Regions from separate parts of the Homo sapiens genome. Here regions 1 and 2 are each linked to region 3. Evidence: chromatin loops called from intact Hi-C (ENCODE). Cell type or tissue: OCI-LY7. All regions are shown on one strand.

Region 1 (5,000 bases), 130 kb after region 3:
TTTTTAGTAGAGATGGGGTTTCACCGTGTTAGCCAGGATGGTCCGGATCTCCTGACCTCGTGATCCGCCCGCCTCAGCCTCCCAAAGTGCTGGGATTACAGGCGTGATCCACTGCGCCTGGCCATAAAGACGGGGTTATTCTCAAGTTACAAATGAGGATACTGAGGCCCAGGGTGGTGTGGCAACTAATTGTTCAGAGGCACAGATAGAAAATGGTAGACCTGCCTGAATGTAATGTGAAAGATTGCATAAGGAGTCTCCTTGCTTATACCAACACTTGGTACAATCAGCCTGTAGTGTGTTGATAAGTGTTCAACAACTGGATCTCCAAGGAAGAAATAAAGGGCCCTCAGCTCCAGGCAAGATGGAGTAAGCATGCTTCCACCCACCATTTCCTACTGGACAGAATTCATGGGGCAGCTATTTGAAGATGCTGAAAAGTAGATAGTAGCAGGCCGTTTGGGGAAGAAAACCTGAATTCAAATATTACCAAATCGATGGTGAGTTTACTCCCACCCCCCAATCTACCCACCCCTCCATCTCCAAGATATTCCCCAGCCTAAACACAACACAGCCTGAAACGTGAAAGTAGGCATCAGCACAGAGAAAGCTCCAAGAAGAACTCAGTCTGAAACCTGAAAGTAGGCATCAGCACAGAGAAAGCTCCAAGAAGAACTCTCTCTCTCTCCCTCCCTCCCTCCCTCCCTCTCTCTCTCTCTCTCTCTTTCTTTTTTGAGACAGGATCCCACTCTGTTGCCCAGGCTGGGGTGCAGATGTGCTATTATGGCTCACTGCAGCCTTGGGCTCAGGTGATCTTCCATCTCAGCCTCCTGGGTAGCTGGGACTACAGGCTCACCCCATCACACCTGGCTAATATTTTAATACTTTTTTGGTAGAAACAGGGTTTTTCCACGTTGCCCAAGCTGGTCTCTAACTCCTAGGCTCCAAGCAATCCTCCCAACTCAGCCTCCCAAAGTTCTGGAACTACAGGTGTGAGCCCTGCACCTGGCCCCCTTCACCTTTCTGTGTAAGCAGTAAAACGAGTACAATGAAAGTGCATACTTCACAAGGTTATTGAGAGGATTAAAGGAGATAATACATTAAAATGCTCAATAATTATTGGCTATTATTAATATTGGGTCAATTTAATTTAGTGATTCCTGTGAGCTAGGCCCTATAGGGCTATGGAATGGATATCTTGTAGTTATAATGCCCATAGATGATTGTGTGTAAATACGCACACACACACACACCCAATCTTGGGGTGTTTTGGGGAACTCACTGACAGCACTACCTTCTCTCCCTGAGACACTGACCTGCCTCCTGGTCTCTGCAGCATTGCAGGGTGAGGAGCCACTGTCTTGATCTACTTTAAAACACTGGACCATGCTTATTGGACTATACTGAAGAGAAATTAATGAGCATGCAGTTAATCTCTGCAGATTGACTGAGGGCTCTGTCACTTTCTGCTTATAGCTTGTAGTCCTCAGTTCTTTTCAAGTTAATAGCTTGTGACTTTTTGGTCACTCTTTCTGTGGGCTGGGCTGACTGCTCACCCGGCTTCTCTGCAGGAGCAGCATGTGCATTGTTTCTGTTGCAAATGGTTCCTGGAGCTAGAATTAAGAGAAGTGGTTTTGCTGATACATTTTTGTGGTTTGTCTAACACCTTCTTTCTATAGCAACACATCGCCTCTAGTTTTCCTCTTTGGGTGTCTGTTTGTGTTTTTAATTTCCTTTTTGTAGAGTCTTTTTTGATTAAAAATTTCTCCATGCTCAAAAGATGTTGAAATTCCATTTTAGCGTTTTGATAAGGGGTGGCTATAATATTTGATATTCAAAGCAGCAGCAGCAGCAGCAGCAGCAAAGCTCTTCATGTGATACGATACTGTTTGACATGCCCCAGCTTCTGTTGCCTTTTAAAAGACAGCATGGTGTGGTAAACAGAGCTCTTCACTGGCAGTCAGAAAAACTGATGTCAAGTCCAGTATCTGCTCCTCCCTTCCCTGGATTCATAGGGCAAGTCACATCACGGCTCTGCTGCTGAGTTTCTGTTATTTGAATACATTGAGGCTAGGGGCCACAGCAGCAGAGATGAGCTAAGGCCACAAGTGGAGCATATGGATACCAGCAACTGCAGAGGAAAATCTCAGTGACTGGCAAGAGCACATGATGCAGCCTGGGCCCCTGCTGGGGAAACCGAGGGATTTAAGGAGCTGGTTTCTGGCCAGTCTCCCTTTGCTTTTCCTCCCCCAGGTTGGTGAAAGTGCTAAAAACATGAGTTCACTGTGAAACACGGAGGCTTGAGGCAGATCATTACGGAAGCCTCTTAGCTCCAAAATTTGGGGTTTACCATAGGAGGGACTGGACTAAGGCAGGTGCAGGAATATTGGTGAAGCTGCTGCTGTTATCTTGGGGGCCCCAGGCAGGAGGAACAAAAATCAACTTATTTAATCTTGCAGTTTTCGTTTCCTCATTTCTGAAATGGGGATAATAATACCTCCTCGGCTTGGTGCTCAGTGCAGCTGTGAGGAGCAAATGTGAGAGCGGCTGCGAATGTGGTCCTGGTAGCACTCCCAAGCAGAAACATAAGCCATGTCAAGGTCCCATCTGGGAAAATCTGCTCCTTTCCTGGTCTTCCCCCTCTGGGCATCAGAACTTTAACTGCATTTGCCAGGTGGAGTCCATACAGTTCAGCTAACAGTACTTTAACACAACAAAAAGACTTAGCTAAAAATGACTCAATGCAGGCAACATAACTCTTAGGCTGCAAGCGATCCTCCCAACTCACAACATAACATAATTATCTACAACAAACCACAGATCCTATATTGGCAGGTTTTAATTTTTTTTTTTTTGACACAAGTTCTCGCTCTGTTGCCCAGGCTGGAGTGCAGTGGTGCAAGCTTAGTTCACTGCAACCTCCGCCTCTCAGGCTCAAGTGATCCTCCCACCTCAGCCTCCCAAGTAGCTGGGACTATAGGCATGTGCCACCATGCTTGGCTAAATTTTTTTTCTTTTAATTTTTGTGGAGACTAGGTTTCACTATATTACCCAGGCTGTTTTTGAGCTCCTGGGCTCAAGTGATACTCCCATTTCAGCTTCCCGAAGTGTTGGGATTGCAGGCATGAGCCACTGTGCCCTGCCAAGTTCTAATGTTATTTTCAATTTCCTCTTCAGTAAGGAATTGGGGAAGACCCCTATCTTTTGTGATTAGGAAATTGTTGCTGTTCTGGTGTATTCTGGATTTCTATCTTTTTCTCTTTGTCTAAGTCCTACATGTTCTCTTCTGTGTGTTCCCTGCTGTTTTTGTCTCATGCTAAGCTGCACTGAGATGGGTCTTTTTTTGGTATAAAGACACTCGTTAATTAATACAAGAAATTCACAGTCATTCAGCAAACATTTATTGTGTCGGCCATGTGCCACGCACTATGCTGGAGAGTGGGAATACAGAGATTTTTTTAAAAGTTCTCATCTTTTAGGCCTTTATAGTTTAGCAGAAGAGCCAAACAATTATAGTAGTGAGATAAGTGCTCTGATCATTTCATAGAGGGCCATAGGAGAGTACAACATAGTTGGGTATATTGATGGGGCTGGTCCCAGGGAAGCTGAATCTGAGTTGAGGTCAAAGGAGTAGTTGGAGTTTCCCTGGAGAAGGGGGCTAGGAGAAAGATTTTCTAGGCAAAGGCAGCATTATTTGCCAAGGTATTGGGGCACTGAAGGGCGTAGCATTTACAGGGAGCTTTAATAGCTTGGCTAAGTCAAAAGTAGGGATTAAGGAAGGTGTGGAGTGATGGGAGATGAGACTGAAGGAACAAGAAGGGGCTGGGGCATGAAGAGCCTTGGACATCCTGCTGGAAGAGAGTGGGAAACTAGTGGAGAGTTTTAAATAGGGAATCAACATGATCAGGTTTGTGTTTTTGAGAATAAGGTATTAAAAGAGGACTCAAGATGCTCAAGCACAATGCATCGAACACAGTCAGGAAATGTGACAGAAACCCACAGTTTCTATCCAGGAGATGGCAAGATGATTGGCTATAAGGCAGTAGCAGTGGGGATGGAGATCCAAACTTGTTCCTGTTGTCTTGGTCCAAGTAGTAACTGGGGTCTTACAGCAATATTGGCTAAGTGCTGCAGTGGTCGGGGCTTATAAGAATGGAGAAAAGGCCCTGGATTTGTCTTAAAGGAAGTCACTGGTTCCAGGGTGAAGGATGTGGATAGCAGGGAGTGATGATGGCAGTGCTTTCATATGCAGAGTCCAGGAGAGATTCAGCAAGGTACAGTATGTTGAGGTCAAGTCCATGATAGTTAATTTTTTGTGTTGTTTTTATTGTATCAAAGAGCACAAAATGGTGTTTGTGTTTTATTTGGCCTATACAACATTCCAAACATTTTGAGTCAACAATGAAAAACCAGGAGATTTTACAATTTACAAACTCACATTTCTGGTTTCTCTTGAAAAATCCAGACGCTCTGGCAACACTAGGCCTGCATTAGTTCATGTGGGTCAGCTGGAGCGGAGTAGCTACTGCACCCTTTAGATGGACTGTTTGCTCTCTAATCAACCACACACCCACCCCTCACACCGTGTATGCAGATGCACTCACACTCTGCCTGCTTAGCCAGGGTGGGCTTTGAGTTTGTAATCCCCAGGTTATCTCAGGCCTAGCTATTTTTTTTTTTTTGAGACGGAGTCTCGCTCTGTTGCCCAGGCTGGAGTGCAGTGGCGCGATCTCAGCTCACTGCAAGCTCCGCCTCCCGGGTTCATGCCATTCTCCTGCCTCAGCCTCCCGAGTAGCTGGGACTACAGGTGCCCGCCACCACACCTGGCTAATTTTTTTGTGTTTTTAGTAGAGACAGAGTTTCACCGTGTTAGCCAGGATGGTCTCCATCTCCTGACCTCGTGATCCACCCGTCTCGGCCTCCCAAAGTGCTGGGATTACAGGCCTGAGCCACCGCCCCCGGCCTCTCAGGCCTAACTTTAAAGGTGACTTGCAGCAGCC
Region 2 (5,000 bases), 260 kb before region 3:
AACAAGAGCGAAACTCTGTCTCAAAAAAAAAAAAAAAAAAAAAAATTCTGTTCCTCAGCTGAACCAGCCCCAGTTGAAGTCTCAATAGCCACATGTGGCTGGTGGCTGCTATATTGAACAACACAAGTGCAGAACATTTACATAATTGGAAAAAGTTCAATTGGAACTTATATATTTATCTTCTTAAATACATAAAGCAAATATTAACGAACATGAAAGGAGAAATATATTGCAATAGAAAAATAGAGGACTTCAATACCCCACTTTCAACAATGGACAGATCAACCAGACAGAAAAGTAATAAGGAAACATTGGACTTGAACTACACTTAGACCAAATAGACCTAACAGACATATACAGAACATTCCATCCAACAGCAACAGAATATCCATTCTTTTCATGAGCACATAGAATAGTCTCCAGAATAGACCATATATGTTAGGCCACACAACAAGCCCTAAGAATTATAAGAAGACTGAAATCATATCAAGTGTTGTTTCCAACCACAATGGAATGAAACTAGAAATCAATCACAGGAGAAACCGTGGAAAATTCAAAATAGGTGGAAATTAAACATGTTCCTGAGTCAAAAAAGAAAAGGGAAAATTTAAAATATCTTGAGACAAATGACAATGAAAACACAACATACCAAAACCTATGGAATGCAACAGCAGTTCTAAGAGGGAAGTTTATAGTAATGAATACCTCCATTAAAAAATAAGAAAGATCTCAAATAAATAGCATCTTTGTATTATAACACCAAAACTCACATGGTGCAGTTGATAGGAACGTCATCTTCATGGGTCATATTTGTGAGAACTCGGAAGAGTTGCATAAGAATTACAGGTAGAAACTGTATCATGACTTGGATCTCCATGGCATGCAAACACTAAAATTAAGTCATTATTAGTTATGAAAACAAACAGAAATATGATAAAATTTGCAAATGTGAAACAGCAAAAAAATTAAGTAGTGAGAAATACATTGACTAGCATATAAGCTCAATTAAAAGTGAGCTTTCCATTGGATAGGGGGCTTTTTTGTTAATTACTTAATCCACACCTCTATTTGGCACTCAGATTTTGTTATTTAACATTAAACACTTTACTAAAGCTAATAAGTATAATTTGGATAAACAGTTTTTAGAAAATTGACAACTGACTCCTGGTAAACCAACACTCAATTGCCTGGGGCAGTGGGGAGGAACAGATGTTTGGAGATGATACTGGAGATGCATCTACTAACCCCCAGGCATTCTGTATGTTCTGCAGGGGAATGTGGGCATCAGTTAATCTGGTGACAAGTTAAGTGGAATGCAATAAAGAGTGGTTCTATATGTAATTGGCTCTACACCATCACCACTACAAAACGGAAGCACTTTTGCAGTCTAAGAATCTCACAATACATTTCCTTCAAAGTGCTAACACTGTGTCTCCAATGATAAGTGCGTTACAAACATCAAAAAGAAGAAACGTGATCATATATACAGAGAAATAATACAAACAGTGAAAGTTGTTCAATTTCTTTCTTCTTTCTTCCCTTCTCTCCACATCATTCACTCACTCAACCAGCTAACCAAAAAAAAAAAAAAAAAAAAAAAAAAAAGGAAACAAACCTCGCTGAGCATCTTTCTATATCAATTCAATGTGTAGTGCTAGGGGAAATAGAGAGGTGGATAAATCAAGTCTCTGTACTTAAAAAACTCATAAATTCTCTTTCCCAGATTCCCTGACTTTTGCCACTATCTGTCTTCAAGACCCTCTAATCAATAACCAAAATAGTATAAATCATTTTCTTTTTAGCAGGTCTCTGTACAATTTCTCTTTACTCTCCATACATCCAACTCTCATTTCTAAATTAATCTTCCTCAAATACTCGTTACATTAGACCACCTCCTGCCAAGATTTTTTCGATGTCTCCCCATAGCCTATGGCAGTGGTTCTCAACCAGGGGCCATTTTGTTCCCGACAGATTTGGCAATGTCTGGAAACAGTTTTGGTGGTCACAACCAGGGAGTGATACTGACATCTAGTGGTCAGAGGCCAGCAATGCTGCTAAATATCCTACGACGCACACACAGACCCTCACGGACAAAGAATAACTCTACCTCAAAATGTCAATAGTGCGAAGATTGAGAAATCCTGGCGTAGAGTATCAAGACCAAGTTATTTCAGACCTAACTGACATTTTCAGCCTAAACAATCATCACTGTTCTCTACAAGGCCAAACTGGTATCTCTGGTTTCTTCACTGTTCTTGAATATATCATATACTTTCCTGCCTTTGTGTCTGTTCATCGTTTTTAGCCAAATCCTGGCTACTCTTTCAAGGCAAGTACAAATCCCCACTTCAGTGAAACCATTCATTTTCTCATTCGACAAAGGGCAAACAAATGAACTTCCAATAGCCAAGCACACCAAAAACAAAAGTAAACCCAAACAAATAAAGGCCATGGTTTCTACCATCAAGTAGTTCACAGTGTACAGGGGATAAACACATGGAACTAAATAATTGCAATATCAACAGTAAATAGCATGATCATGGAATATACAAAATGCACAAAGAAGCAACTGAGTGTGCAAGTGGGTAGGGAATGTCTGGTAAGGCCTCAGAGATGAGAAAGGGTAAATGATAAATAGAATAGTGCCAGGTAGAAAAGAGAGATGGGCATTCCCTGCTACCAGTAGCAGTCCTCTGTAATTTATTCTCAACATGACAGCCAGAGTGTTCTTTCTGAAATGCAAATTAGACATTGCCATCTTTCTGTTGTTAAAAAACAAAACAAAACAAAACAAACTACCACGAACAAAGAGCTATCATAAGCTTCCATGCCTACGACATACCCGGCCTGTCCCGCCAAACCTGTCACTTGCCATCCTCCCCTCACAATGCACACTGTACTATAGCTACACGGTCTTTTATTTTTCTGTCCTTCAAACATGCTGATGTAAGGTGTTTACACCTACTGTGATATTCTGTTATCCTTTTACACGACTTTACCCCCTAAGGTTGTCTTCCTCTCATCCTTTCAGCTTGAAATGCTATTTCCCCCAATAGGCCTTCCCTGACAACTCTATGTAGAATACACTCCTGGTCATGTTGGATCTCATTAACCTGCTCTTTTCTTCATGGCACTCACTTATAATCTCTCTACCACAACTAGAAAAGGTATGCTGTCTAAACTGTTCCCCATTTGATTCATAGCATCCAGAACAATGTCTGGCCCATACTACATGGTCAATAAATATTTGGTGACTTACTGAATAAATGAATAAAATAAGAAAGTAGGCCGGGCGCGGCAGCTCACACCTGTAATCCCAGCACTTTGGGAGGCTGAGGTAGGCGGATTACTTGAACTCAGGAGTTCGAGACCAGCCTGGCCAACATGGTGAAACCCTGTCTCTACTAAAAATACAAAAATTAGCCAGGCATATTGGTGCATGCCTGTAATCCCAGCTACTTGGGAGGCTGAGGCAGGAGAATAGCTTGAACCCGGGAGGCAGAGGTTGCAGTGAGCTGAGTTCATACCATTGCACTCCAGCCTGGGCAACAGAGTGAGACTCTGTCTCCAAAAAAAAAAAGACAGGAGCCCTCTAGTCTACAGTAGTTCCTCAGTTCACCGAACCCTCAGCACTTGTGCCCTGTATCACATACTGGACATTTAATCATATATTGCTTTGAACTATTAATTGTATTATTGACAGACTGTCATTTAACTTATGTATGTCCTGTCTCTTCAGTTAGACTGTAAGTTCCCCTATGGACAATAACCCTAAATTATTCTTCTCTGTAAGCCTCAAAGAGCTAGGAAAATACTAAATATATAACAAGAGCTCAACAAGTGGATGGTAAATGAATTCTTGAAACAATGTCATTTATAGGAACAAGAGATAGCAAGGTGTGGTAGAAAGAACATGGGACTTGTCATAGTCTCACCCCAGTTCTGCTACTAACCAGTTGAATGTCTACAGGCAAGTCACCTCTACTTGGGCCCCAGCTTCCTCATCTGTTAAAAAAAAAAAAAAAAAAAAAAGTCTTGGCCGGGCATGGTGGCTCACACCTGTAATGCCAGCACTTTAGGAGGCCCAGGTGGGCGGATCACCTGAGGTGAGGAGTTCAAGACCAGCCTGGCCAACATGGCAAAACCCCATCTCTACTAAAAAATACAAAAAAAAAAAAAAAATTAGCTGGGCATGGTGGCGGGCGCCTGTAGTCCCAGCTACTCGGGAGGCTGAGGCAGGAGAATTACTTTAACCCAGGAGGCGGAGGTTGCAGTGAGCTGAGATTACGCCACTGCACTCCAGCCTGGGCGACAGAGTGAGACCCTGTCTCAAAAAAAGAAAGAAAGAAAAAAAGTCTTAAGAATCCTTTTCAGCACTAAGGTTATATAGAGGAGCTTGGCTATTTCTGAAATCACATGGTATTTCATTGACTACCACTAGAGGGAGAGCGTAGGTCACATAAATACCAGAAATTCCACATCTTCAGAAAAACAAATACGAGAACTTTTCTATTTTAAGAATACCCGTATATATGAAAATGATGTTCTTTTCCATTCCACTTGATTGAAACTTTTATAAAACTTTCCCATGTGAAGAACAAACCTTAACAAAGCATTCATACATATTGAAGTCCTAGATATTTACCTGAGGAAAGGATTTAAAAGTTAGATGATTATCATACTTTTTTCTTTTTTTTTTTTTTTTGAGACAGGGTCTCGCTGTGGCCCAGGCTGGAGTACAGTGGCATGATCACAGTTTACTGGAGACTCAACCTCCCAGGCTCAAACGATCCTCCCACCTCAGCCTCCTAAGTAGCTGAGATTACAGGTGTGTGCCACTATGCCCGGCTAATTTTTGTATTTTTTTATAGAGATGGGTTTCACCATGTTGATCAGGCTGGTCTCGAACTCCTGGGCTCAAGCAATCTGCCTGCCTGGGCCTCCCAAGGTGCTGGGATTACAGGCATGAGCCATTGCACCTGGCCTATTATACGTCTTAA
Region 3 (5,000 bases):
CAATTCTATCAAAATGACTCATCCGGTTTAGATAAGTAAAATAGGTCCAAGTTCTATATATCTCCCAAAATAAGCTTTGTGTAAAGTTAACAAATTTGCCAATGCCAAGAAAGGAAGGAGAAAAGCATGAACATTTTGAATGCTTTCTCTGTGCCCAGGTACTGGACTAGACAGTTTACACAGGTCCTGATATAACTTGCGTCCTTTGAAATTAAACTTATTCAGTGGAAAGAACAATATCCACAGAGTAGTTCTAAACTGATCAGCTCATAAACTGATGATTTCCCTCCCCCACCCCAATACACACACACAAAAGTACCAAAGGACTTGGTGTCTCATTCAATCTGAATTGTCAGTTCATTACTTTGAAGGGAAAACCACACACACAAAAATTAAGTTTCACGGAAGTCCAATACATTTCAAAACCCAAATGTATTTCCTATGCTCTACACCTAGCTCTAAACTTGTCTCAGATATTGAACTTGAAGGAGATTCGGTGTCATCTCAAGATTGGCCACTGCCACCCCAAAATCCCACAACAGTGACATGAAGGTTGGTGGAAAGACAAACATCTGAAATCTACCAACGTACATTGCTTTCTGATTTTATTACTGTAACTTTTTGGTGCATATTGTGTATAAACATACATTAGTTTTTAGAATGACTTCTAGCATGCATGGCTAACTATACTTGCATCACAGCGGGTTATTACTCCCACGGAGTAAGTGTGAGAATTGAAGGCAGTGAACTTCTCGAACCATATTAGTCCTTTATACTAACATCTACATTTTACCAATCCTCAAGTTCTTACAGCATGAAAATATATTTCACTGCCTCTATTTCCACGTACATTCGTAGGGGAGTTCGGCGAAATCGCTTTAAAGCACTACCCCAACTTTGAAAAGTGGAGAAGTGGGTAAGTAAATACAAGTCCTAGTCAAGCGAGCATTCCAACTACTGTACTTCCTATTCAGAATCACCCATATTAATCACCACTAAAACATCTTGCAGAATTAGATAAAGAACACAAAGCTGGGGCTCTCCTTCCAATCACCAGATTACTCAGCACTTGTTTGTCCCTCTGCAGTCAGTTGTGCACATTTCTTCTGTCTGGCCATCCTTTTAGACCGCATTCTGCCTAATAGGGACCGTGTATTCGATTTCCTTTACCTCACGATAAGGTGTTATTTTAATAAAACACTGTTGATCTAGAGTACATTCGCTAGAGGACTTTCTTAAGCAAATACCCAACCTTCCCCCCGCTCCTTTTCGCTGTGTGCAAGAAAAAGAGGACGGCAAATAGGGGAGAGTTACAGCCACCTCTGAAGTGAATAGGTAAGTTAGCGGTAAACGGGAGAATAAAAAACTACAAGTTACATTTCTCCTGTTACTGCTCCTTTAATCTACGGTCCCCGAGGCCAAAACGGATGTTTGAAAGGTAAGCTCAGAACCCCACAGATACAAATCTCCGACTCAGGCACGTAAGCTGTTCCCCCTCACAGAAGGCTGGATCAGAAGAGAAACGGGCTCCGAGACCGACCCTGGGACCGTTCAGTAGGGAAACGGCCGGGAGGCTGCCCGAGGTGGCTGACTCCCCCTTCTCCGAGTCACCCCGCCCTAAGAAGCCCCAGGTCTGGGTTCTGAAGTCCTCCAGTGAGACGGGGAGGAACAGCGGTGGCGGACACAGCGGGACCTGGGAGGGGTGTAGGGGGAAGACACAGGAGATGCGGGGGGCTTGGGATGCCCGGCTTCCTGTCATAGCTGCAGTCACTTACCCCACGGGGTAGCCGCCCCCTAGGTGCACATCTTCAGGGGCATCATAGAATTCCTCGGTGTCGCTTTCCGACGCCATTTATAGGACACACCCGCGGGTGAGGGGGCCGGCGCCGCCTGGAGGAAGGGTGACTCTTGTCTCCTCCTCGTCGACCTCCACCCGGGCGAGACTGGGGAAGTGGGTCTCGGGCGAGGCTGAGGGAGCAGACGATCTGTAGCGAGGAGACTGTTAAGGAAAGGGGGCCGCCCTCAGTTGCCGGGCTTCGGGAATGACCGGCAAAGCGGCCGCCTGAAGAGGCGGCGGTTGGTCCAGGGAATGTTGCTGCCACCGCTCCCAGTGATAGGTGTATAAGGAGCGCGAAAGAGGCGGTGGCTCCTCGCAGTAAGGGAAGAAGGGCGCGCCGGCTACAGCGGCTCCAGTTTCTCCCGCAGCAGCAATTTACAGCAGCTGGAAGAGCTAGTTGCCCGCAAAATACCGACGCGCACCTACCCTCGCGAGATTTCGGAGGGGCGGTAATACGTGGGCGGGGCGAAGAGGTGGCGGGGGCGGTTCCAGAGAGGCAGCGCTCCGATTACTTCGGCCCGAGAAGCCTATCAAAACGGCGCAAGCGCGTTGAGGGCGTTCGGTGAGGGCCGGAAGTAGCCGAGAAGGGAGGGGGTGAGCCTCCCGAAGGGAGGAGTCTAGGACCTGCGCAGGAGCAGCGTGGTGCCCTGGCTCTGAGAGCGCGCGGCCGACGTAGGTGGGGTCAGGCAGAAAGTCTTACTCCCTAACTCTGCAGTTCCAAAGAGACGCGTTTTGAGAGGGGTGATTTTGAGTCGGTCTTTTACTTGTAAAGAAATACTCTCGGGAAACGTTGGTGTGGACATTTTGGCGTATATTTACGATGTCTTACTATCCAAGCCCGGAATGTCCCACCCTAGGGCGTCGGCAGGTCCACCACCTCTGGCGTTACGAGAATAACTCGCCCTTATTCACTACGAGATCTCTAATTGAGATCCCTAGATATGATCCTGCCGGCCAGAGGGTGGGGTCCTTGAGATATACACGGGGAGTGTGCCAGTTCCATGGTGTAATGATGGATTTATTGCTGGAGCTGAGCCAGTATTAGGCCTCCGGTTACTTTTTCTCCGCACATGTCTGTCGCTGCCAACACAGTGTGAGAGAAGTTCTTACATACTGCCCAAGATGTGCGTCAGCTAAATGGTAAATATTTATTGAGCAGATATCATTGCAAGCCTACGAGCTAATGGCTTAATTCTGATCCTCAACTGCCCAGCGTCCGGTGATAAAAATAGAAAGGTACTTTTTAAAAAACCGAGATGTTCCTTCTTAAACCACGGGTCATTGACCATCAAGGTGATAACATTGACTTTCAGTATGATCACACAGCATATTTATTTCTCCAACTGACATCATGATAGGCATTTTGAGCTGTTCGTGCAGCCTCAATTAGTATTCAAGAAAAGGCTGGATTGGAGCCAGGGGTATGGTCTCAGAGAAACTGGAAAGGGGCTCTAGACTTTGTCAAGCAATCAGGGCAAGGTCTGCTGTGGTCTAGTGGACTTGGGTAAAAACCAAATGTCATATACTGTATATTCTATAATACCCCAGGGAGTTTAGGGAAAACACTGCGTAATCAAATATATTAATATTTTTGCAGCAAGATATATGATTGTTCATACGGGATAAATAAATACAAGTAAATAGCCTCATTCAGTTTGAGTCAGACGCTTCTGCCAAATAAGTTTAAGATAGATCTATTTGACTGTCAAATAAATTACTAAAAAAAAAAAAAAACAGAAACTTGGTTTCCAGAGCTTTTGAAGTTTCAGAATTGGAGACAAGGGATTTGTGGATCCTTGTGAGGGTATGACTTTTGTCAAACCTAAAAATTATTAGGTTTTATGTGTCTTAAACATGTTAATTAACTTCCTAGGTATAAAAATGTAACTCAAAGTACTAACTTTTAAAAACGTTTTGCTCACTAAGATAGGTTTTTTTGTTTTCTTTTTGGATTATGGAAAGATACCAGATATAAGGTAGGGAAATATATATTTATGGAAAGATGTTAACTACCTGAATGTATTCTCTTCCTAGATATCTAATAGTGAATTTATGGCTTCCAAAGAAAAAAAAGTTAGTTTTCTCTATATGATAGAGGTGTTAGTTCCAGGCGCGGTGGCTCACGCCCGTAATCCCTGCACTTTGGGAGGCCGAGGCAGGCGGATTTCTTGAGCTCAAGAGTTTCAGACCAGCCTGGGCAACATGGTGAAACCCTGTCTCTACAAAAAATTCAAAATTTAACTGGGTGTGGTGGCATGTGCCTATGGTCTCAACTACTGTGGAGGCTGAGGTGGGAGAATCGCTTGAGCCCAGGAGGTTGAGGCTACAGTGAGCTGAGATAGCACCACTACACTCCAGACTGGGCAGCAGAGCCACACCCTGTCTCTCACACACACACACAAAAAACAACAGCAACAACAAAAACAAAATGCCGTGTGTGGAAACCAGTCGCTCAGTTCAGTAAACATATACAATTTGGTGTCATGAAGCGTTCTAGATGCTGAGGACAATTGACAGATTAAAAAGACAACTAGATCCGGCGCGGTGGCTCACACCTGTAATCCTAACACTTTGGAAGGCCGAGGTGCGCAGATCACTTGAGGTCAGGAGTTCGAGACCAGTCTGGCCAACATGGCAAAATCCTGTCTCTACTAAAAATACAAAAGTTAGGGGGGCGTGGTGGCACTTGCCTGTTGTCCCAGCTACTCGGGAGGCTGAGGTAGGAGAATTGCTTGAACCTGGGAGGCGGAGGTTGCAGTGAGCTGAGATCCCGCCGCTGCATTCCAGCCTGGGCGACAGAGGGAGACTCTGTCTCAAAAACAACAACAACAACAACAACAAAAACAAAACAGAAAAAGACAACTTAAGTTTCTGCCTACAAAAAGCTAATAATCTAGCAGTGGAGACAAATACGGAGTCCTAGTTTGGTGCTCTGTTTTTTTTCAATATACCATATCAGCTCTCTTGGACCTTTTAAGCTGCCTTAAACATTATACTTAGAAAAAGGTAAAATGGATAGGAATGATAAACTGGTAACATTTTTAGAGCTTTTAAAGTTTCCGTTTAAATGCTTTTATCAATTGCATGAGAAAGCCAATTGCTAGAATGAATTGCTGGAAACGTTAAAACACATATAAATACTGCCCATCGTCACTTTTTTTTG

The links. Peaks named below come from ENCODE experiments on the same cell type or tissue, not always from the same donor. Only the 100,000 strongest peaks of a DNase experiment are listed, where the experiment ranks them.
Region 1: it touches region 3 in a loop (4-fold over the local background); 2 of 110 quality-filtered maps call a loop at or near these places.
Region 2: a loop joins it to region 3, with 2.0 times the contacts of the local background. A loop is called at or near these places in 3 of 110 quality-filtered maps.

What each region holds. Positions count from the first base shown.
Region 1 is chrX:118,209,571-118,214,570 of GRCh38, reverse strand. No RefSeq gene overlaps it. Among named protein-coding and RNA genes, the nearest start is that of KLHL13, 95 kb to the right of the region's middle. RefSeq lists an enhancer at 2,761-2,830. In OCI-LY7, no CTCF peak of the experiment used is centred here; DNase peaks (open chromatin) are centred at 1,590 and 2,500; H3K4me3 peaks cover 1,751 bases; H3K27ac peaks cover 1,789 bases.
Region 2 is chrX:118,601,127-118,606,126 of GRCh38, reverse strand. DOCK11 (dedicator of cytokinesis 11) reads right to left here. Exons shown (of 53, transcript NM_144658.4): 24 at 771-889. Among named protein-coding and RNA genes, the nearest start is that of DOCK11, 110 kb to the right of the region's middle. In OCI-LY7, CTCF peaks have their summits at 1,832, 2,033 (motif pointing left) and 4,455 (motif pointing right); DNase peaks (open chromatin) are centred at 2,016 and 4,446.
Region 3 is chrX:118,343,356-118,348,355 of GRCh38, reverse strand. It overlaps WDR44 (WD repeat domain 44), which reads right to left and starts at 2,250. Exons shown (of 20, transcript NM_019045.5): 1 at 1,776-2,250. The coding sequence starts at 1,852. RefSeq lists enhancers at 1-79, 1,575-2,118, 2,660-2,709, 2,900-3,019. In OCI-LY7, CTCF peaks have their summits at 1,695 and 1,896 (motif pointing left); DNase peaks (open chromatin) are centred at 1,855 and 2,365; H3K4me3 peaks cover 3,246 bases; H3K27ac peaks cover 2,066 bases.